2 separate regions of the Homo sapiens genome follow, and region 2 is linked to region 1. Evidence: read pairs that join two places in POLR2A ChIA-PET (ENCODE). Cell type or tissue: CD4-positive, alpha-beta T cell. All regions are shown on one strand. Links, peaks and the distances in the headings refer to the core of each region. The heading gives the core; the rest is flanking DNA. Region 1 overlaps SPEF2 (sperm flagellar 2). Region 2 overlaps IL7R (interleukin 7 receptor).

What was found. ChIA-PET counts read pairs that join two places held together with the same protein. Peaks named below come from ENCODE experiments on the same cell type or tissue, not always from the same donor. Only the 100,000 strongest peaks of a DNase experiment are listed, where the experiment ranks them.
Region 2: POLR2A ChIA-PET joins it to region 1 with 98 read pairs; 9 of 35 experiments call an interaction of 5 or more read pairs at or near these places.

The regions. Positions count from the first base shown.
Region 1 is chr5:35,773,319-35,785,609 of GRCh38, reverse strand. It overlaps SPEF2 (sperm flagellar 2), which reads right to left. Exons shown (of 37, transcript NM_024867.4): 28 at 11,589-11,717; 29 at 9,215-9,353; 30 at 6,264-6,493. Among named protein-coding and RNA genes, the nearest start is that of IL7R, 77 kb to the left of the region's middle. In CD4-positive, alpha-beta T cell, for the core only: no CTCF peak of the experiment used is centred there; a DNase peak (open chromatin) is centred at 5,179; H3K4me3 peaks cover 1,995 bases; H3K27ac peaks cover 2,220 bases.
Region 2 is chr5:35,877,791-35,890,081 of GRCh38, reverse strand. It overlaps IL7R (interleukin 7 receptor), which reads right to left. Exons shown (of 8, transcript NM_002185.5): 8 at 10,479-12,291. Among named protein-coding and RNA genes, the nearest start is that of IL7R, 27 kb to the right of the region's middle. In CD4-positive, alpha-beta T cell, for the core only: no CTCF peak of the experiment used is centred there; DNase peaks (open chromatin) are centred at 5,431, 5,791, 8,211, 10,241 and 1 weaker place.

The sequences.
Region 1 (12,291 bases), core at 2,403-7,402:
TTGTGCCACTGCACTCTACCCTGAGCTACAGAGTGAGACCCCATCTTAAAAAAATTATAAAAATTTAAATTTAAATTAAAAAGTAAATTTAAAATTAAAATTAAAATTAAAAAAATTTAATTTCCAATATTGATTTTGCTAGTTTCAAAACAGAATTTTAGTTCTATGGACAGATTTTCCTAAAGATATTACCTTGAATTCTGAGTATATACTTTCATTTGTCTAACGTAAGTTGTCTGGCTTCAGGAAAATACCTGTGTGTTTCATTCTGAAGACACATTTGAAACTCTACTCATAAACAGTTTTAACAGATCTAAAGCCTTCTAGATCCACTACTGCATTTCTGTGATCTGAATCTGATCTGGTGGAAAGAATTCACCCATTGAAGGAAGCAAAGGCAGGTGGGGGCCATAGTCCTCTTTGCTGTAATCCCTATATTTTGCCACTTGCTGTGATAATTCTGTCAATAACACCTATTCTTCTATATCATTCCCTTCTCTAAGAAATCTTTCTGTACTTCTTGATTTGGGTAAATGTCAGACTAACTTAGACAATTTTCAGATCAAAATACTTACCTGCAAATACATAATATTGTATTTTTATAATTTTCTCAGAGGCACTAAGCCTGGAAAAATCCATAGAACTTTCTAGTTACTCCTTTCAGGCAACCAACCACTCAGGTGCCCTTATTCCTGCCTCTGGGTTCTCTGAGGCTTTGCAGAGAGACTGACAGTGCCTGCCACTCTCTCACACATATAGCCTCTTCCCTGCTCCAATCCATTCTCCATGACACTTGGCTCTAAATGCCTTTGAAAATCCTCTCCTGCATGTTCTTTGCAAGCCACTGGAGACTTCACAACCTGACCACAAGCTCTCTGTGGTCCCACCTCCTGCCTCTTGTTTGTTCACAGTTCCCTCAATATGTCATGCAACCTCAAAATCTCCACAGCTGCTCATCCCTTTGCCTGGAATACCCTTCCCCTGCTTTTCTTCCTGGAAAGTTCAGTTTCAAAAGCCTCTGGGCTAACCCTCATGCTGACTCACATAGGCAGCAATAGCTAGTTCTGCCTTTGAACTCCTGTAAAAATCATGCTGCTGAATGATCTAGCTTAACCACTACAGCCTAAAGTTCTGAATGTGTACCCTCTGTCTCTGAGGCCAGTCATTAAATCCATCCATCTCGCCCGGGCGCGGTGGCTCATGCCTGTAATCCCAGCACTTTGGGAGGCTGAGGCGGGCGGATCGCGAGGTCAGGAGATGGAGGCCATCCTGGCTAACATGGCGAAACCTTGTCTCTACTAAAAATACAAAAAAATTAGCCGGGTGTGGTGGCGTTTGCCTGTAGTCCCAGCTACTCCGGAGGCTGAGGCAGGAGAATGGCGTGAACCCGGGAGGTAGAGCTTGCAGTGAGCAAAGATCGTGCCACTGCACTCCAGCCTGGGCGACAGAGCAAGACCCCATCTCAAAAAAAAAAAAAAAATCTATCGGTCTCCAAAAGGGGTTCAAAGAAGGGGTCCTTGTCAGCTTCTTAGAGCAATGTTACAGGCCTTGAATAAATAAATGCTGCATCTTTTGAAGAAAAAGAGAGGGTGTAGAATTTGCTAAACTATGTTCTCTTCAGGTAGGTTCTCAGCAGAAGCGAAAATAGCTATGCACCAAATCTCTGCAGGCATTTCATTGAGTACCGATGGGCTTACAAGGAAAAAGAGTTCTTATGGCTTAAGTGCAGACAGAGGAACATTGCTAAGTATTCTAGTTTCAACAGAATCCAAATTGCTTCCATCAGAAAAAGGCTGTCTTCCTTATGTATTTGGCACTTGATGTTTGGAGACAAGATGTACCTACCCAGAACTTACTGGAGCACACAAAATGAATGCTTTTGTTTGGAATGCTTGTACTCCCTAGGAAACCACATTACTTTATGATTTAATTCTACCAGGTGGTGTACATTTTTTTGGAAGCACTCAGGGGTAATATTGCAAATGCCTACTAGGGTATTTCCATCTTCAAGAAACCAAGCTAACATTTTGGATAATAGAATACTTTGTATCAATATTGTATATTATATACTAATATGACATTACTATAATTATATAATCAAGTCACAATGGCTTATATGATTACACTTAAATTGCACATTCTATGTGCTATACTCTTTCTAAGCACTTTACATATATTAATTACTTTAATCTTCATAACAACCTTATTTCAATACATGGAATAAGTATCATTATTATTCTCATTTTACAGATGTGGTAACTGAGGCAGAGAGAAATTTAATAACTTGTCCAAGATCATATGACAGTCTTTTGACAAGAGGTGAACTTGAGAAAGAACTGTTTGACTCTAGCCATCCCATCATAGACTGAGGTGGATAATAAGTGAATTCACATATGAAAATGTTAGCAAAGGGTCTGACACATAGTGACCATGCCAAATTGGCTATTGTTATAATTCAGAAAATATTCACTAGATCTAACTCTGCCGGTAGTACGCTCATAGGAATGATTCCTAGGATAGGTGATGGAAAGAATGGTTTGCTTTCTTTTACTCATACTGTTCTTATGCTTCTAAAGTATGGATCTTTGTTAAGTGGCAGGAAAAATGCAAGTGTAATCAACTGTTTCATTGCATTTTGCATGATCTAATTTGATTATCATGTATAAGGTCATTATTTTTTCTGGTATATTTGTGTTAATAATAATCAATAAATAATATTTTATGTCTAATCATTACCTTTACCAAAAGAGAGGTAGAATCATCATAAGTGGCAGAATTTGACCAGAAAAGGAGTGTTGAATATGTTACAATATATGATGCTTTTCAATTTTATGTTATCTTTAGTAAGGGCTATTTTAATGGAGACTTTTGTTTTCAAAGGGATTAACCAATACTTAGCAGAAAACCCCTTAAGCTTTAGTTCTTTCCATTTACATCTTGATACTATCTAGTTGCAAGTATTTAAAGCATTCAGTCATTGTTCTAATCAAAGATTAAATAATAATCCAATACTTGTATTTGTGTGGCATGATTAAAACATGCAAAGTGTAATTTAGTAACATCAGTGCTTTTTATAAATCTGCTAAAAAATCCTACCATGGGCCTAGTAACATAATGGCTGTTATATGCAAATAAATATGTATGCTTCCCTCCCAAAAAAATCCATCTGTTTTAATATATTTTAGTGAACTTGAAAGTTGCATCTTAGATATTATGGATTGCATGGGCATATATGAAATAATATAGGAAAATGTTTTTATTTCTTGGCATAGAAATAATAGCAAGTTTGAGCAGGAAGTTCTGCAGGATCACACATTTGAAACACACATGTTCAGCCAGCTCCTCCACACTTTCAAACCTGCTATCACTCACTAAGATTGTGTTTTGAAATTATAGAGTTCTAGGGTAAATACAGTGGAAGGTATCATAAAGGATTGTTTTCCATTTCTTGGAAGAAATACAACAAAAGCCTTCATTTAAAAGACGGATGGGTGTGTGTCATGTTTCTTAAGTGAACAATTGCCAAACCGGGGTAGAAAAACAAAAAAGCCAGAGTATACTTTGTGGGGCCAGAAGAGATGGGGAAAAGGGGTGAGTGGCAGTTAATGGGTTTCCTCAGGCAGGGCCATTGTCAATGTTTGGAGCCTGATTTCAAGAGTATCAGTAGAGAACCTCCAATTCTGTGACTCTGGGATGCAGAAAAATGGAGTAATACTTTTCCCTGCCCTCTATAAGAATAGCAAGAATAATAACAATGAACGTTACTCCTGTCAATCAAATTCCCAACACTTATTAATTATTTTAGATATACCTAAAAAGCAATATATGCAATATATATTTTTTCAAATGGTATAATTGAGCTAATAGAGAAAAGAGTTTAAACTGTTTGCCCATAGACCATACATAACTCACTTTGAATCATCACAATCCCCAAATCCTACCGTATTGTATAGCCTTGTAAATTCTGTGGTAATTACAACTGTTATTCTTGCATATGGGTTAATTCTCCAGCTTGGGTGGGAGGAGGTGGTTCCTCACACAGAGAAAGCCTCCTCTTCTACTCGCCTGGAGTTCATGCAGTTGGAGAAAGAAAAGCAGAGCAGTCTCCTAAACATTTCCCAAACATCATGCTCCTATCCTCACGCTTCTTGTCTACAGAGTTTCCAGCAGCTGTTCCCCTAACTGTAAACATTCTCTGTAGCCTTGCCACAAAATCTCTTTACCCTCTTCAATTTCTCCCTCCAAAGTTTTGCTCCACAGACTTTTCCCTGACCAATTTCAGGGCACACTGATGCTTTGCATTCTTGAGCACTTGAATAACATTCATACTGTGTCCCAGAAAGAACTCAAATAGTTGTTCATATTTCCTTCCTCTTTGCTTGCCTTTTCAAATTAAACTCTCAGCTCCTAGGGCAAATGGTTTCCTTTTACTCTGCTTTTAAAAAAATAAAAATTAAAAAAAAAACAACTCCGTTTCTCCCTCCCTCCCTTCCTTTACTTCCTCTCCCTCCCTTCTTATTTCTCCCATAGTCTGAAAACATTTATCTGTTGACATCTTTGTGTCCCAAGGGTTTCTAGAGTTAATCTTCTGAGACACATGTCAAGTTATAGCTGCTATTTTTTAAAATTTATTTTTAAATTTTTAGTGGAAATATGAGCTCTGGATTTGAGGTTGGATCCAAGAAAGTATTATGATTAGCATCATGGATACTAGGGTCCCTGCTGAAAGATATATTGTAAGTGGATGATAATTTTCAAAATCCACTTCTACCTATTCAAGTGTCCCCAGATGCCTTTAGTTTTTACCTATTAATTGAGTGATTTCCTCCCAGTCACCAGAGTGTAGGATTAAAGCAAACCACATGTCATGTTTAGAATCCACTTACACTTATCTTTTTATTTTATGTGTAAAATAATGGCCTGGATAAAATGAAGAGAAAAAGCAACTCTGAAGAGGGAAGTACATAATAACAGGGCATTGTGGAGCTCGCACCATGTAGAAGAGGGTGCACTCTGTCTGACTAAAGGACTGAAGGAATTTCATGGACTGATTTGTAAAGTCGAGATTTTTTGTACCTGCTGATGGCCATGTTTCCTTCGTGCCCAAATGCTGCCAAATGGCACCTCCGTCCCTCCACAGCTGAAGTGTGGGCTTTTATACCTTGGAGCTGTAAAGCCTGCTCTAGCTGATTTGATGAGCTGACACATCAAAGCGCAAGGTTCACCCAGGCACACACACATACACCAATTTCACCTATTGGGCTTGGCAAGGAAGCTTTCGGACTTAGAGTAATGCTCTTTTTACTAATGATATATGATGTGAATTTCTGGAAATACTGGACTTTTTTAAAAAGTAACATTGTATTAATACTAAAGTCAGTTGACTATGCTACAGGGAAAAGTAATAATTTCCCAATAAGTAGTATATGTTGAAAAGTAAAAGAAATCTGCTTATGAGAGGCAACTTAGTTCAGTGAGAAGGGGCAAGAACTTTGGATCTGCAGAGTTCTGAATGATATATGACCATAGGCAAAAAATCTGCTAAACTCCTCTGTGAGTCAGTATCTAGACCTTTAAAGTGGAGATGATAATCCTATGTGATCTGTCTGAATTACTTGTGCTATCAATCGACAGAACTCATTGAAGAATATCTGGAAGTAGGAAAAGGCTGAATAAAAAAAGCCTGTGCAGATGCTGTAGGTCCATGCTGATAAAATGTGAAAGAGATAAAATTGTTGTGTGCAGAAAACATTTACACATACATATGAACAAACCGACTAATTAATTAAGCAAACATTTTCTAACAGCTTATTTGATTCTGCTTATGGTCTACAAGCACTGAGGGAAAAGGCCAACATAAAAGGGAAATCTTCTACTGCCTGGTCTCCCCTCACAGAAACACAAACTCATAATCTCAATATAAAATCTAAACTAGAAGTATGCACAAAGTCTTTCTGTAAGCTGCCAGGTGGAGTAATACTCAAATATACAAACTTGTCAGCAAGGGTCGGGGAGGACAGGAGAGAGGAATTACCAGGAATGAGGACCACCACACTGCTCAAGCATTATTCACAGTGGGTCCTGCTTGTTTAATTAGGGTCTATGTTGTATGAAACAAATATTTAATAAACTAGAACAAAGCAAGGGCATGTTTTAGTGCCACATGATCCCATAGAGCTGATTTTACTTGTTGGCAAGTGATTTCTGTCCTGGTTAATCTTAACCTTTTTTTGTGCTCTTTTCATGATAATTATTTTTCCTACCTTTAGGTGCCATATCTAAGAACTGATCTCGAAGACTGTCAAGCTGTTCAATGGTCAGGGTACCATCTTCTTCCTTTTCTACAGGTGGAGGACGTATTGATGGGGGAGGATCTGGGAAGACTTTTATATTGCCATTAATGAAGAAGTCTTCTTGGCTTAAATAAAGTTCATTCTGAATTTTTGTAGATGTTTCAATGTGATAGCGAGCTACGTCAGTTAATTTTTCTGTACTGAAAGTGGTAAAATGGATAGCGTTAACCCCATGAAAGATACTATTAGATTAATAAAGTTTGCTTATAAGACATATACACAAAAGTAAACAGATTATATAGCTCTTAGACAACTCCATCTGCATGCTTATAAATTTCAATTTGTCCCCAAATCTATTTTGTAAAAAGGCAGGGTATAAATAAATGCAGATTAAATAGAAAATGCATGCTTATTAAACAGCTACTAGTTACACATTTTACACAAAACTGAACTTAAAGAGAACCTATTAAATATAGTTTTTATTAGTATTAGAATATATTTTACTATGTAAGCAAGACTATATCAAGGGTTATATTTCATACTAAGTATGAACCAGAATAAGGTTATATGGCATAATACTCTGTAAAACATGACTATTAGAATTACATTTATTTGGAATTAGGATGAATTATAAAGTGAATCAAGTTCAATAATGTATTTCTAGAAGAGTGGCTTTTCTCTATTTCTGTCAAAGAAGTTTGATGTTATCTAAAACAAAGATGTCAGAATAGCCTCTGTTGTATATAATCCATTGAAATTGCTTTGCTATCTTCATGAAGAATAACAATTCCTAGCTAGATAACATGGTAAAGCAGCAACAGCTGGGAACCACTATGATGCGGTAGAAAGAGTGCTGGAATCTGAGTTCTCATCCTAGGACACTCTCTAGCCAGAGATCCTGGGCTCTCTGAATTTCCTTGTCTTTGCAATGGAATCAACAACGCAACACTCCCTATCTTATGGTTATTAATGTGAACTCATATACGGCAAAGATTTAAACTGTACTGGGGGTATAGTTAATGACCTTTTAAAAATTATTTTAAAGGCTAGAGAAGTTTTATACATGAATAAGTGCATTATCGCTGTATTGAAGAAAGGATCTTGTTTATATATTACAATGAAAGTGAGCAACACAGAAAAATGCATATTTGATCTCATTTTATATAATTCATAGGCACCAAATATACCACATACTGAACATATAACTGAAAATTTAAAAAGTAGCATTAGTTGCTGTCTTTCAAAAGATACTCTAGAATTCAACTCCAGAATGTTGTCTTTGTAAGTGTCCATGTAATACGTGTTAGCCAATTAGTTTATGCTTTTAGGGTGGTTGCGTGCTCGGGGACAGAGGAGGTCACTGGATAGCTGCTGAGTTTACGTGAGTGAGGAGGGACTCCAAATGTGGATTGAGACCCAACCATAGCCCGGCACGATACTCTGTAAAACATGACTAGTAGAATAATACCTTTACTGGGCATCAGGATACTAAAACAGATGCGCGCCACCTAGTGGAAGGTTACTAAGAGTAATCTTAACAACGGAAGGAAAAAAGTGCCAGGAAAATAAGAACAGGATTTGAAGGTCAAAGGGATCTGCCAGCTATTTATTTATTTATTTATTTATTTATTTATTTATTTATTTATTTATTTGTATCACATTTCTAGGTTTTAACTTCTTGTGGCCACAGTTCATGACAGCATCTGTAGATTCACAGGGCAGACATATACAATATAAATCTGAGAAATATGAATACATCTGCTAAAATATGCATTTACACTGGATGGCCACATGGATGGGAGCCATGAGTCCCAAAAATGAAGAAGATAGACTTTCATTTCAAAATAGCAGGCAGAGAACAGAAATGAATATTATTACTGTGTGATGCTGATGAGTAACTGACTTGGTTATCCAGTAGCAAAATGATTTTAAGCATTACTGCAGTAAGCTTACTTATGCTTGTGTTTGTATTTTTTATTCTGTTTAATGTTTCTTTGTTTGTTTTACTATGGAGCAATAGTTCTAAACAACTAGGCTGAAGACTTTACAAAAGAACTTCACTATGAGACAAGGACCAGAGAAAACGAACCATAACAGCTGCTTTTTACATGAAAATTGTTGCTTCTAAGAATAATTGCCTTTTGAATACTGTTTGTGTAGCAACTTCTAAGTTTTCAGTAAATGTTTATTGTAAACTGTAGTGCATCTTGGAATCTAGATCTAGGGTAAACTTCTGAAATAGCCTGGCTGGAGTGTTTCCTTGTATAGATGAAGCCAATGAGGCCCAGAGCAATCAAGCATGCTACTAATTTGTGGACAAGATGGGGCTCCTGGTCTGGACAATCATGACTCACTCTGCTGACCTGCCTCTTTGTACCTTTTAAGGTTGAACTAACAGGATGAGAGTCATTGCCCCTCAGTAGCAACAAAGGTCTGGGAAGTCTTTGGAACTCAACAGAAAAGTAGAACTTGGGGTTGGTCTTACAAGAGAATCAGTCTAGCTGGTAAAACATTCCAGTGAATGACTTTTTAATCTCCCCTTAATTGGCTCTGACTGATAATAAATCTACCATTGGAAAAGTATCAAGGATTATTTTACTTCTAAAAACTATTTTTAAATTACCTATAATCTTACCTTGTAAAATAAGGTTCTCATTGATTAGTATGACAGCTAAACTCATAAATATTGTGCAAAGTTTAATATAGCAATAGAACCCTTTGATGCATGATTTACTGTTAGAAAAGAGTTAATACAAACATGATAGTAAAGCTCATATTATCTGTTTATACACGTGATTTCCTAAAAGGCCAAAATTTATATTTGTAACTAACTTAAATTTGTAAATACCTTAAAAATCTTCATCAATTTTGGTACTTAGAATACACAAAGCATATTTTCAGAAAGTCATGTAGTACTTTACCTGGCCATTTCATTCAAATACCTCTCACCAAGCCATTTTTCCATGAGTTTATATACATCAACCACCTTTGTTACTAAATCTTCAAGAAGAGCCAATGCTTTTGTCTTTATCAGTTCAAGTCGAAATTGCGTGGCTATTTCTATTTGCAAAGAGAAATAAGAATGTTTTAACATATTGCAGTGCATGCATTTACTAATGAACAGATTCACTTTGAAACCACTGGTGCTTCAATTTGTGAAGCTTTAGGTGCACGTTTAATATACCAGAATAGATAAGATGATATCCATCTCACTGAAAAGCAAAATGTAATATGTGGTAGAGTCATTTGAGAAATTATCTGAACCAAAACTATAATTGAGCTTTTTATCTATTGCACTTTGTAGCAATCTACTCTTTGATAAATGAAATGTGAAAACACGCATAGGTAATTTCTGAATTTTGAAAAGGGAGTGGGGACCGTGCTTATCTCCTTACTTTAGAACCTGGGGTGGCATTGCCATTGTATTTCTCAGCACCACTAAAATCAGGGCAAACTCCATGTGCCCCTGGGCCTATTACCGATCCTGGCACATAATCTGGTTGGTGGATTTTATCTCCAAAATTTTTCCAGTTTCTCTTTTTGGCTTTTTTCATCATCATCGCATAGTTTGGGTGCTGATTATCTCTCACTTAAACTGTTGCAATAGCCTCAATCCTACTTTTTCTAACTCTCTTCCCCCACCTCAAATCCAAATCCACCTCCACACTATCCAGAGTAATTTGTCTTACCTGCAGATGTGATCATAATCACTTTACTGCTCATAATTTTCCCTAGCTCCCAGTTGCCACCAGGGAAGAATTGAACATTCTTGGCAGTGCCTAGATAACCCTCCATGGTGTGGCCTCCCCATCTCCCAAGTCGCTCCTTCCCAGAACATGCCTCATGGTCCTAAGCTACTCACAAGCTGATATGCCTCTTACCCCTCTCTCTGCCATGGCACGTAATACTCCTCTTCATTCTCACGCCAATTTTTCCCCTGGAAAAACTTATCCATAGTCTTCCAATTCCGCTCAAGAATTAGTTCCGTTGGTAAGTCAGGAACTCCCCTCATGTCCCCTTTGCCCAATATGCCCACCACCAATATCACATTTTTTTTTGAGACAGGATCTCACTATGTTGCCCAGGCTGGATTCAAACACAATCGATCCTTCACCTCAATCTCTTCAGTAGCTGTGACTACAGGCCCAGCTGTCAACAGGTCAACATGCAACAGTGATTGCATTTCTCTTCCTTGAGACTGAGTTTTATTTTTTGTTTATGTTTGTACATATAAATGTGTGTCTCCAGCAACTATCACAGGACTTGGCACAGAGTGGAAAGTCAATAATCATTTGTTATATGCATAAATGAATTTTGCTACACTAAGGATCATGTATGGAATGAACTGAAAGATGAAGTATACTGAAAACCACTGAAATCAGATGCAGGGCAGGCAATATGGGAGATGCATCTGTCCTGGACTTGCCTGATGCCACAGTCTCCCTGTGTTCAACTGACTTCAGATTTTATTGTTGGGGTTTTAGAAGTGGGTGGTAGTAAGATGGGAAGGACAGGGGAGAGAAAATGAGAGAAACAAGGGATGGAAATCATACTTAGTAGTTAATAGTCACTGAGTAGTTAAAGGTGTCTCGGCATACCCCATGCCACATTTTTGTGGTTTTGTCATCTTGTATATTGACCGTGTTTTTTTCCCTTAGGATATGTTTGCTCAGTTTCCTGATCTTTTCAGATTTCATTTAGAATTGCATTACAAGACAATTCAGAGAGCCATAAGGAGAATATGTTTTGTGGAGTCATAGCTCCTATAGAGAAGAACACCTCTGAACATAATAGATATATGACTGGCTCTCCTATGGCCTTTGTTCCCAAGGACTCATTTTCAGGGCCTGTTAGCCTTTAGTTAAAATTTATTTTCCTAATTAGGTACCTAAATTATTCTTACTGTAATATAAAACCACTTACTTTAGGTAGTCCCTATCTAAACCTGTAAAATCATACGAACTTTCAACATTTTCTTTTGTTTCTGTTTTATGAGATTTTAATTACTGCTATTGCTTTTTCTAACCCATTACCAAATTCTTTTTGGTTCTTTTTGAGATCGTGTCATCAGTTAAGACTGATTAGGTGATGCCAAAACATCTGACTCATGCAACACTCAAATCTAGTCCTCACGTGGTCAAACGAAAACAGTCAACTGAATATTGTGCTTTTCAACCTCTTTGCTGTATGTTCTCATAGACATGGTCTGAGGCAATTGATGAGCCAGTTGTGGGCTGTTTGGCTACTGGTCTCCTTTCTACTGAAAAGCATCATCTTAGTCGTTTCAATCGCTACCTTCAAATTGCAAGGCAGCAAGGTGTTCTTCTTTTATTTTGACCCTCAGTTCATTTTTCCTTTTGATTTCAGCAATTTCCTCTGTTGTTACTATGACAGGAGTTGCTTCTGCCATAGGTGGTGATTTACCTGAAAGGGCAATGAAACATGCTGAGTAAACTAACAAAATACAAAGGTGTGCACATAGTACTTGGACAGAATGAGCACAAAGCAAAGTTTGTTAAGCTATAAACCTCTAGTGATTCGGAAACAATGAAACCTTGGTCCTCCCAGCATCTGTGATGAAATATTGAATTTTTCCTTGAGAATTCTCTGTATGGTTCCTGGGCTGGACTCATATAAAAACGCCCCATTTGTGTAGTATAATTAAAAAATAAGGTATGTAGCAAGTGCAAAAATGGTTACAGTTTCCAAACATAGTGAAATCCAGAGTTTAGGGACAGAAATTAGCAAATCCCCACATAGTGCTGACCCCATTAGACACCTGCAGAATTACCACTCCATAAGGGATAACTTCTATTAGCAAAGTGTTTCCTAGATCTTCACCAAAAAAGAAGATACGAGAATAACCTCAAGAAGATGTGGGTGAAATGCGGGTGATTGTCAAGAATCTGTAATCTCTTTAAATATGATTATTATTTTTTGAGACAGTCTTGCTCTGTCACCCAGGCTGGAGTGCAGTTGCATGCTCATGGTTCAATGC
Region 2 (12,291 bases), core at 5,270-10,269, 100 kb before region 1:
TTGCTAAGTGTATATGCATCTTTATATCACAGTCCATTAGTCAGATGTGTAAGAAATACTACTTTATTTTCTCCGACATTCAAATTTTGCAGTCTTGTCCCATTCAAGCTTGCTGGCAGAAATGTAGGCTGTCTTTCTTGGGATTTCCACTTAAGCCTGTGCTGTTGTTCTTGGATATGAAGCAGAGCCAATGCAGAAGGAGTGGGAAGTGTGTAACCTGAGTTCACACAGGTCATCCTTCTTTTCAGAGTCCCTTAAGTCCACTGAATTTTGGGAACTTCTCTACCACACCTGGAAAACGGCAACTTTGAAAAGCTGCCAGTGGGATAGGTGAAGAGCTGTTTTGAGATATCTGTGGTCCATCTAAGTGAGAAATCCAATAGGCAGTTGGATGTTCATTCATTGAACCAATATATATATATTTATTGATCGAATATTAGGTGCTACCAGTGAGTACTTCTTTAAGTGCTGGGGATCTAGCCTTGAACATATAAATATAGCACACTTCTTCATGGAAGTTCAATCTAGCAGACATGATTCTGAAGTTTACATCTGGAAACTTGGAAACAATGGAAAATGTTGACGTTAAAAAGCCAATTAACAGAACAATAGAAGCAAAGAAACAAGAGAGATCAAATGACTGATGAAGCAAGGTTCTGGAGGAAGAGAGACGGATAGAGATAGAGTTAAGGGCATTGAATGGTTGGTTTGGTCTTCTACAGATGAAGGGTTAGCTTGTTCTTAGACTAGGGGAATAGCAGGCAGGAATTTATCCAGTTTTGAGTTTGCAGATGGAGATAGGAAATGAGAGCAAAAACATGAGTTATGGTCTACATTTTTTCAAAGTATAGGCAAACTTATTTTCTGGGAATGAGAAAGGCCAAGGTTCAATGGAAGACTTAGAGTAAAAGGTGAGTGTATTTGACAATGGTTATCGAGGGCATTGGAAAAGAATGCTGTCAAGCACAAATAAAGGAAAACAAATTTATATGGGCCCCGTTTGGCAGCATTATGTGATTTTTCACTAAGACAGTTTAGCAGATAAAGTGCAGAAGCAGAGATGTGACTTGTAGGAACATGTTGTATCATCTTGTTCCATAGCATTTGTCACTGCAATTTGTATAATAAGAAGGCCTTGATAAACTGTGATGAAATTTATTAATTACTTAAAATACTGAAGGATAAGAAATCTTGAAATATACTGTTGTACTATCCACATCACAAGGGAGAAATCAGATTATGACTCTAGAATAGAAAATCTTGCTATCAAGGTTATTATAGTCTAGATTTTACAGAAAAAATGAGAATAATAATTCTAAGTAAGAGTTATATTAATACATAATTTATACTTTTATTTTGTATAATAATATATACATACATATATGTATGTATACATATGTATACTCCCATATATATGTATATATGTATGTATACATATGTATGCATACATGTATACTCCCATATATGTATGTATACATATGAATGTATATATGTATACATATGTATGTATATATATGCATGTATACATATATACACATCTATATACTACCCCCCTCAAAAAAAAAGAAGACAAAAGAAATAAGAGGAAGTTTCCTGCTTTCATGCATCCACCACCATCCCATTCTTTTCCCCAATAACCACTGAAAACATTTTGGAGCACTGCCTTCCAAACTTTTTTCTAAGCATATTCTCATTCTAATATTCCCTCTTTTTCTCTCTAATTAAAAAAAAAAAAAACCCTCGTTCTGATGATAGACATTCTTGTTTTCTTCTCCAACATTCTCAGTTTCTTCCTTCTTTGTCACCCCTATTTTGACCAGGTACCCATCTCATTCTCAGTTCTGGAAAAGGTGAGCCATTTCCAAGCCAATAAGTTCATGGCATTTTCCTAGTGACTGTTATTGGCCCAAAGATATGCATATGATTTCAACTGGATCAATCATATAAAAGGGAAAACCTTCCATTTCACACTGAAGAGAACAGTATTTTTTTAATGTTAACAATTTCAGTAAGAAATGATTATAATTTTGCTATTAGATTAACAGATCCATGTATATTGAAGTCCTCGCATGACCCAAATACTTTTTCTTCCCTAAAGTTTCTCAATACACATATAGACAAAACTTATTTCACAAAGTAATGGAAAGCATGTGGCTGTAGTCTTGCTGCAATATGGATGAGATAGGAAGAGCTTCCTCAAATAGGGAGGTGACATTTGTGTCTTTCTGTAAATGTAACCTAAGCTGTCCTCATGTATGACTGTAAGATATTGCATTAATGGCTTGACTCTTCACTCTTTCTCCTATCCACCTATTTTACCATGTGATTTTAAGTTTCTACCCAAGGGGAAATATATTTCTTCACTCCTTGATTCTGGGTTTGGTCATGTGATCTTCTTTGCCAATAAAATGAAGTGGAATTGATGGGTAGGCCAGCCTTGCATTTTTCTGCTTGCCCTCTTATGCCCCTGCTGTAAAAAGAGGCAGCTGGGTTAGCCTGCTTGTCTCTGGAGAAAGACGGGAAACTTATGGAACAGAGGCATTCCCAGCTGAACCCAGCTAACTTTCCTTCAGTTTCAGATCCCTGAGTCATCCTAGCTGTTAGTAATATCATAGAATCACCCAGCAGAGCCCAATCTAGATCATTCAACACAATTTGTGAGAATAAATGTTGCTTAAAGCCGCTGAGTTTTGGCATGATTTGTTGTTGAGCATCAATGTAGCAATAGCTGATAGATACACCGCACATTTCGGATTTTTCATGGAAATGATAGGGGGAAGGAGTAAGAGAAAGATGGAGACTTTTGGAGAGTTTTATCTTGCTAGAAGCTTTTGACAAAATAACATAGACATTTTTCTTTATCAGCATATGTAGCACTACCGTGCTAGTTTTACAATGCTGGTAATTTCTTTACTAAATTTTAAAAAGTCACAACCAAAAGAAAAGATAAAAAGAAACTGGAAAAACATAGTAACATTATGACAAGCAAAGTTCTGTTATCCTTAACACCCGAAGTGTTATAATTCAGCAAGCAAAAGATGAAGAGTCTAAGAAGGAAATTTTTTTTTACATTAAAAGAATTTTTTAATGGCTTTGTTAGTATTCCATAATATGAATATACTATAATTTATTTAGATTTAGAATTCTTAGTTACAAGAAATAATATATAGATATTTTATACATAGAATTTCTAGGTATACACATTAAAATTTTTGTTATATATTTCCAAATTGTCCTAATTTACATTCCTATTAACAGTATATGATAAAGCCCATTTTCCTATGCCCTTCTCAGCACTGAAATTTAGTGATCTTTATAATTTTCACAATTTAATGGGCAAAGCATTTATCTCATTCATTTTATCAGCATTGTTTATTCAGAATGAGATTACGCACATTTTCCTATTTTTAAAGTTTGTTTTATTTCTCCTGTGAGCCTTCTGTTAATGTGCTGTGTTCATTTCCTTCTTGGGCTCTTCATCTTTTGCTTGCTGACTTGTAAGACTCTGGGGTCTTATAAGGATAACAGAAGTTTGCTTGTCATAGTGTTACTGTCTTTCTCCAGTCTATTTTTATCTTTCTTTTGGTTGTGACTTTTTAAAATTTAGTAAAGAAATTACCAGCATTCTAAATTTTATCTAGTCAAACATATCAATCTTTTCCTTTTATGGCTTTTAGGTTTTACGTTTTATCTAGAAACGCTTTTTGCATCCAAAAAATATGAAATGATTGATCCATGTATTCTAGCATTTGTTTTTATTTTAAAAATTATTTATATCTTTGAGTTATGTGGAATTTATTTTGAAATAAGAAGTCAGTTACCTTTCTTCATTTGCAAATGGCTAGTGTGTTATTCCAATCTTATTTGCTAAATAATCCACTTTAACCCTACTGATTAGAAATGGATGAATTTTTTGTAATTACATAGATCTGGACTTGCAGATTCTCTGTTTTATACCATTGATAGTTCTGTGAATTCCTGCTGAATCAAATTTTAAAACCACGTGAATGGTTAGTTGCTTCACAATTCTTTTCTTCTCTGGAATTGTGCAGGCTATTCTCCAACATTTATTTCTCTGCAAGATATTTAGAATAATAGTGTATGCACAGAAGAGCATCTGGAAGCCTAAATGTCACTTATTAAATGTGACTATTCCTGAAGAGTGTGATTAGAAAGTGACATCTTCAACTTGATACATTACATGTCTATCTTTTTTTAATTTGAGGACACAACCAAATAATAGTTTAGTTGTAAAGATTCCATAAGAATTAAAAAAAATAAACATGAGAATATTGTAAGCGGAGACCTTAATAAAGTATCTGTGTCTTGTAGTGTGTTTTCTACTTGATTCTCTTGTGTTTTCCATATATACAATAATTTTATCTGCCAATAATGACGATTTAATTTTCTCCTATTCAATATTTATGCTTTTTACTGTGTTTTCTTGTTTAATTGAATTTCTTAGAATTTCTAAAACCATGTTAAATGAAGTGACAATAGAATTTCTTTTGTCTTATCCTTCAATATAATGGAGTACTTTTAAAATTTCACCACTGAGCATGACCCTAGCTTATCTGCTCTTATTTTATTAAAATTTTTTATTTGAGAAAATAAAGCTTTAAGCATCATTCAGTTCTACACTGGCAACTTCACACTTGAACTTCACACTGTGAAATTCATGAAAGTTTATAATTATGTAGCAAACAGGTTTATCAGTCTGACACTATAGCATTTACTGAAGCTCTAATTAAATTAATGCTTTCTTAGGCTCTAAAAGTAATATTTCAGTCTATCAGTGGATAAGCTTAATAATAAAATGTTTTCTGATTATTCTGCATAGTTTTTGTGTCATGACTAGTGCAGTTCATACTTTGCAGGAACTAATTTATCATAAAAAGAGGGTCCTTTTCAGTCTCTGTAAGTTTTCCACCTCTTCTTGATGAAAAATCTTTACTTAGGGTAAAGGCAAATTGGTTCTAACAATTTACCATTGAGAGGCCCTCCAGATGAACTCAAGTGTTTCAGCACAATTCAGTATGTAAGCCTTATTTTTCAATCCTCAGGGGCTTTGCATATTGTTTGCTTCACTACTTTTACCTGAGTCTTGAGGAGCATGAATGTGTTCCTTGGACCTCATAGGTTTTGTGCATCACACTTTCTTTGTCTGAACAGCTGTGTCATTGCAAGCTACACACAAATGCCCACACAAATGCCACAAGCCATTAAAATTCAGAAATTAGGGTAGAATTTCATATGAATCTAAAATTAAATAACTGAAAAAACACAATTAAATATCTGTATTTATTAGATAAATGAAGTTTTGGAAAATTTTCTTTTCACTTCACCCCACCCTATTGTTTCCCCACTTCTGTGGTTACAGTGGTTAAGAGTACAGCTGCAAAGACAACTGTGTATGGGGAATGCAACCGACTTCTCACACATGGCTGCCCAGATGTGCTGCTCTCTCAGGGATGTGGTGCTTGCTTCTGTCTGAACAACCTGGCTTGGCATTCTTTTATCTTTAACAGTGATGAGGAAAGAAGTTGACCAACACAACATCATTTCCTAAATGTTTATTCATTCTTTGATTCATTCATTCATGTTTATGAGGGAATGCCTACTAAATTTTAGGTACTGTGTTTAGCAAGAGATGTAAGCCCCAGTAAGTCATAGTTCTCTGTGCCAGAATGCTTACAAGCCCCCAGAAGAGTCAGACAAATCAAGTAATTACAGATCAGTGTGGTGACAGTAGAAATAAGTGAAGTGCTATTAGGAATGCACCCATGAGTCATATCCTGGCCTGTAAGAGGATGTATTCCCAGAAGAGGCAATGCCTGAGGCTAGTCTTGAGGGACTGGTATGAACTACCCAGACAATGGGGGTAGCAAGTGTAAAGGCTGGCAATTGAGACCACAGGCTGAGAGTGGTGGCAAAAGGTGAAGAAAAAAGGTAGGCTGAAAAATCCCTGTCCCTGACAAAGTGTCCCACATCCTAATAATGAAAACATATAAATATGTTACTTCAATGGCCAAAGGGACTTTGTAGATGTGATTATATTAAGATCTCCAGATGGAGAGATTAGCCTTGATTATGCAGGTGGACCCAGTGTAATCACAAGGAATCTTATAAGGCAAGAGGGTCAATATGAGAGAAGGCACTGTCATGATAGAAACAGGGGATGAAATAGTCCACTTCAAAGATAGAGGAAGGGGCTAGGGTTGTGGGATAGGGAATACAGGTGGCCTCTGGTGGATGAAAAAAGCTGGAAAACGGATTCTCCCTGCAGTCTTCAGAAGTATCACAGCCCTGTTGACACCTGGATTTTTGCCCCAGAAGACTGATTTTGGACTTCTGATGCCTGATCTGCAGGAGAATAAATAAATTTGTATTGTTTTAAGCCACTAAGTTTGTGATAATTTATTACAGGAGCCACAAGAAAGTAATACACTAGATCATCAAGAGCCTTCCATGCTGTGTTAGTTCGTTCTTGCATTACTATAAATAAATGCCTGGGACTGGATAATTTATAAAGAAAAGAGGCTTAGTTGGATCATGGTTCTGCAGGGCTTACAGGAAGCATGGTGCTAAGATCTGCTTGGCTTCTGAGGAGGCCTCAGGAAACTTACAATCATGGTGGAATGCAAAGGGGGAGCAGGCACATCACATGGTGAAAGCAGGAGCAAGGGTGGGAGGAGGTGCCACACACTTTTAAAACAACCAGGTCTTGTGAGATCTCACTCACTCTTGAGAGGACAGCACCAAGGGGATGGTGCTCTCACCAGGGTCCACCTCCAATACTGGGGATTATATTTTATCATGAGATTTGGATGGGGACAAGAATCCAAGCTATGTCACGTGCCATGCTGGAAAGCCACTAAGGGATTTTAGTTAGGGAGGTAGCTTGATCAGATTTCCTCTTTAGAAAGATACTCGCAGTGGGGGTGGGGGATAGGTCATATGACAGCCAGACTAGGGCAGGGTCAGATGGACTTTTGTGACTGCTGTACACACTTAGGGGACACCACAACCAGGTCAAAGGTGAGTCTGAGACTAAGACCAAGTGGTTCTTTGTGCCATCTTTCTCTGTCAGAATAGCTCTTCCTTTTCTTCCTCCCTTCCATCTACCAGTACTTACTAAATATTTGTTTTATTCCAAGAATAATATAGGAAGTGGAACTTGCATGGAACTTGAATTTTAGAATCAGAGAGAGGCAATAAGAACAATCATCAAAAATAAATTATTAATAATTAGTAATGAATTAGTGATTAATAATTGGTAGTTAATATTGAGGAAGGAGTTTTGGAGGAAATAAACAGGGAGGCATGATAGAGACTATCAGGAGGAGGGTCTTGTTTTCATTAGAATGACCACTTCTGTGGAGGTTACGTAGAAGCTAGGACCTGGATAATAAGAAGGAGCCAGCCACACAAAGATCCAGAGAAACCACGTTTCAGATGGAGAGAGCGGCAAGAGCAAAGGCCTTGGGACAGGCAGGCTGGCTGATTCCATATTATAAGATGTTGTGGAGGTGGAGGAAAAGGATAAAAGCCCTTCACTCAAGCTCTAGCTTATCTAACTCTCAGCCAATCAGTAAGAAGACACCCAGAAAGCTATTAACTGCAAGCTTCTCTTTCCAGGGCCTAGGGATTTCCCTGGAGCCCCACAAGTTCTACTATCTATGTTCTTGTTGGAATGAAACAGATATTCAGATATTTAGTAACTAGTAAGTACTGGTAGATGGAAGGGTGGCAGAAAAGAAGGAAGAGCTTTTCTGACAAGGAGATAAAGGTGGCACAAAGACCAACTTGGCCTTAGCCTCAGGCTCACCTTGGACCTGATGTGGCATCCCCTAAGCGGGCATAGAGGTCACAAAAGTCCATCTGTCCTGGCTCTAGTCTAGCTGTCATATGACCTATTCTCTTCCTTCACCAGGGGGATCATTCTAAAGAGGAAATTTGATCCAACTACTTCCCATGCTTGAAGAGGCAGAGAAGTCTAGAGGCTGAAAGAAGCTTCCTGGACAACACATAGAGACCCAGTTAATAGACAGGATGTGGATCATCCACATTCAAAGGAACATGATGGGCCCTGACACATTAGCAGTAGACACAACACGGGATACCATCCACAGACAAGACAGGAAGGCTAGAGCTCAGGGGAGTCCAAAGAAGTCACATGGCCCCAGATTCCTTCTCCCAGTACCATGTGCATTCATTTTCTAGGGCTGTCATAGCAAAGCACCACAGACTGAGTGGCTTAAACAAGAGATTTATTGTCTCACCGTTCTGGAGCCTAGAAGTTTGAGATCAAGGTGCCAGCAGGGTTGATTCCTTTTGAGAGCTGTGGGGGAGAATCTGTCCCATGCCTCTTTCTTAGCTACTGATGATTTTCTATCAATCTTTGATACTTATTATCTTTTAAAAATATCACCCCTGATCTCTGCCTTCATTTTTCACATGATGTTTTCCCTATGTGCATGTCTGTCTCTAAATTTTCCTTTTTTTTTTTATAAGAACACCAGTCATACTGGATTATGCTGCACCCTAATGACATTTTAAATTGATTACCTATTTAAAGAAACTATCTCCAAATAAAGTCACATTCTGAGCTATTGCATGTTAAGAATTCAACATATGAATTTTGGGGGGACACAACTCAATTCATAGCACCGTGTATCTAAAACTCTCAGGAGAATGGGAGGAGAAGAAATCTGAATTTGACTAAAGATTTAATAAGAGACTGAACTAAAAACGGCATGACTGAGTTAGCTTGTGTGTCAAACAGGCTTTAATGTGGCCCCTGCGATCGCCAACTCCTGAAAATCTTGTCTTTATATAATCCCCTCCTCTTGAGTATGGATGGGACTTCTGACTTGCTTCTAACCAAAAGAATATGGCAAGATGATGGAATGTCACGCCTGTGGTCATATCACATATATAAGACACCATTTTGCTGGTAGACTCACTCTCCCTTGCTGGCTTTGAAGAAGCAAGCTTTTGTTGAAAGAGAGCTTATGGGCCAGGCACGGTGGCTCACGCCTGTAATCCCCGCACTTTGGGAGGCCAAGGCGGGTGGATCACCTGAGGTCAGGAGTTTGAGACCAGCCTGGCCAACATGGCGAAACCCCATCTCCATTACAAAAAATACAAAAATTAGCTGGGCATGGTGGTGTGCACCTGTAATTCCAGGTACTTGGGAGACTGAGGCAGGGCATCTCCTGAACCTGGAAGGCAGAGGTTGCAGTGAGCTGAGATGGTGCCACTGCATTCCAGCAGCCTGGGCAACAGAGCAAGACTCTGTCAAAACAAACAAACAAACAAACAAACAAAAACACAAAAGCTTATGAAGAGGGTCATATGACAGGAGGCTGTGGGTGAACTTTAGGAGCCGAGAGTGAGAGCTATCAGGAAGCTGGAGCACTCAGTTTTACAAGCACAAGAAAATAAATTCTACTATAACCTAAGTAAGTTTGGAAACGGACCCATTGCCAATGGAGCCTCTGGAAGAGAAGCAAGCCTGGGCCAACATTTTGATTGCAGCCTTGCTGAGGACTCAGCTAAGCCATGCCCAGACTTCTGACCCGCAGAGGTTGTGAGATAGGAAATGTGTGGTGTTTTAAGCTGTTAGAAAAAGAAAGAAGGAAGAAGAGGAAGAACAAGAACAAGAAAAAGTAGGAAGGGGGAGGGGAAAGGGAAAGAGGAGGAAGAAGAGAGGAGGAAGAGGCCAAGAAGGGGGAGGAGTCAAGAGAACAGAAGCTATTATCTTCCTTTCTTTCCAAGTTCCCCTCACCACAAGCTTATGATAGGGTGTGTGTGGCTTTAGTTAGAATATAAGACTGCATCTTAAAACTAGATGAATTAAGCTTTGGTCACTTAAAGGAATCTACTTCAGAAAGGGATTTTCAGTGGAGCATCTTTGGAGATAAGTAATTAAAGAAATGCCAGAATTATTTTATATTTATATCCTACTGAATTAAGATTCCTTCCTAAAACCTGATACACACATGCACAGAAAATATATATTTCACATCACATTCCTGATTAAAATCCTGCCAAGCCCCTCTATTTTCTGCAAAATAGATGACAACTTCTTAGGCTGGCATGCCAAATGCTTAATCATTGGCCCCCACCAATTCTGCCAAGCCTAATTTCCAGCCACTACTCTGCAGACTGCAGGGACTAGGTATATCAAGTGAAATAGGTGTCCATGCAGGGCTTCCACTGAACCACCTGTTGAGTGAAGCAACACTCTCTGTTCTCTCTGTTAAATACATTGACACATTGAGACTTAACCACTAGTAGGCTGTCTTCTAGTGCAGTGGTTCTCAAACTTTTTGGGACCAGGGACTGGTTTTGTGGAAGACAATTTTTTCCATGGACTCATGGGGAGGTGAGTTTTCAGGAGCTGAAGAGATGTGTGGTCCATTCTGGGAATCCGTCTAACCACAGTTTCCAGAGAAAACAGGCATGCCACAAAGTGTTCTTCTATACCATTTAATTAAATATGAGATGGTTATTACATACATTGTACGCTTATATACTAAGCAGCTCTGCGAAATGTTTGTAATGCATGTGGATAGTACACGGTTAAATCAGAGATCTTCACTGTAGTGAACAATGGATATTTTAAAGAATAGTCCCAACAATAAACCACAGAGCTGACAAAAATGCCACCTAATCTGCATCATTTCCAGGAGCTCTGCCACATATTCTTCCTGGCCCGTACCAAGTCTCTTAGCCCCTCTAGAAGAGCTAAGAAAATGCAGGTGTGCACCTCTGAACAGCCCATACTTGGCTTTTCTGAAGCAAATTCCCATGGAAACCACATTGAAGGAAGAGGCAAAGGCTGGTAGGAAATCAGCTGAATCAGCCTGGGTGCCCTAGACCCAGTCATGTTTGTTGGACCAAATTAGCTGTCTTTTCATTTCATGCTATATAGAACTGGCAGTTTACACTTCTGATTAATACATTGTCTCCGATCAGGAGGTTTATTTTTTTTTCCTAATAAAATCTGAAAGGAGATTGGGCAGAACCAATTAGTAATCTTACATTACACATTGTCCCTAGGTATATAATCAAGAATTAACAGCAGTTATGATTATATGATTATAATACATGCATTTTAAATACTACAGTAACAGACAGAGGCTCAGACACTAAATTCCAAAGATAACATATGCCAAACAACATTGAAACAAAGGATTTTAGAGCTGGAGATATCTCGATGTTTTTCTATGGTCATCTCTTCATTTCTTCAAGAGATTGTCTATTTATACCAGGGATACAAAATTATGGCTCCCAGTTCTGACTTAACGTGTGAGGTTGGGTAATTTACCTGTCTTCCTGTGTCCCAGTTTTCCCATAAGTCAAAGAAAATAACAATAAATACTTCAAAGAACTTCTGTGAATAAGGTATCAGAGACCTGGCATGAGATTTTGTGGAGCCTCCTATTTGAGACTTGACTCCCATTTCTACAAAAGGTAAAGAACACCTGCCCACTGATGAAAAATGTCTTCTGCTGCCTACAAACCAGGCAGATTCTACTTTTCCTCCATGTAAATTTACATCATTTTTGTGGCATTTGCCCTGTCTCCAACAGGGCACTTTCAATATGGCTCTTTTATAGCATTTTATAATATAATAATAATTTGTTTACCAAGCAGTCACTTTCATTAGGTTTTGCAATTTATGAGGCAGAATGCCATCCTTTTATGTGTCTTTAGGTCCCCTGTGCCTAACAGTATGATTGACATGTAGCAGGCTTTCCATAAATGCCTATCAAGGAGGTGGAAGGAATGCTTATGGAAGTGCTTTGAAAATTGCAAAAGCACTAGGCAAACCTAAGGGATTATGGCATTGTATTTATTACTGCTGGTGCAGAGGAGAGCACTTTGGAAAGTAAAACATTCACCTGAAGAATAAGATGGTCTGATCTTACCAGTCCTTTAAGCCAACAGATAAGGTCCATTCATCCACAGTTAAAACCCCATTCACAGACAACACAAAACAAAACAAACAAGAAAACTAAAATATCAGAAACACCTAGTCCCCCTAAATAAAGTAAAAACAGAACAAAGAAGAAAATTCAAAACAGAAAAACAGTAGCAACAAATCTCAAACAAAACCATGAACCTATGACCCCTTCTCTAGTTTTCTGTGCAGCATCTGCCCTTTGTGGTTCTGTGAACAGCCAGGGTTTGGAGGCCTGTGGGAGATGGGTTTGCTGCACTTTGCTGAGCTGACATTACTCAGTTGCCTTGACTTTGAGTTAGTCATTAGAAGTCAGTCTA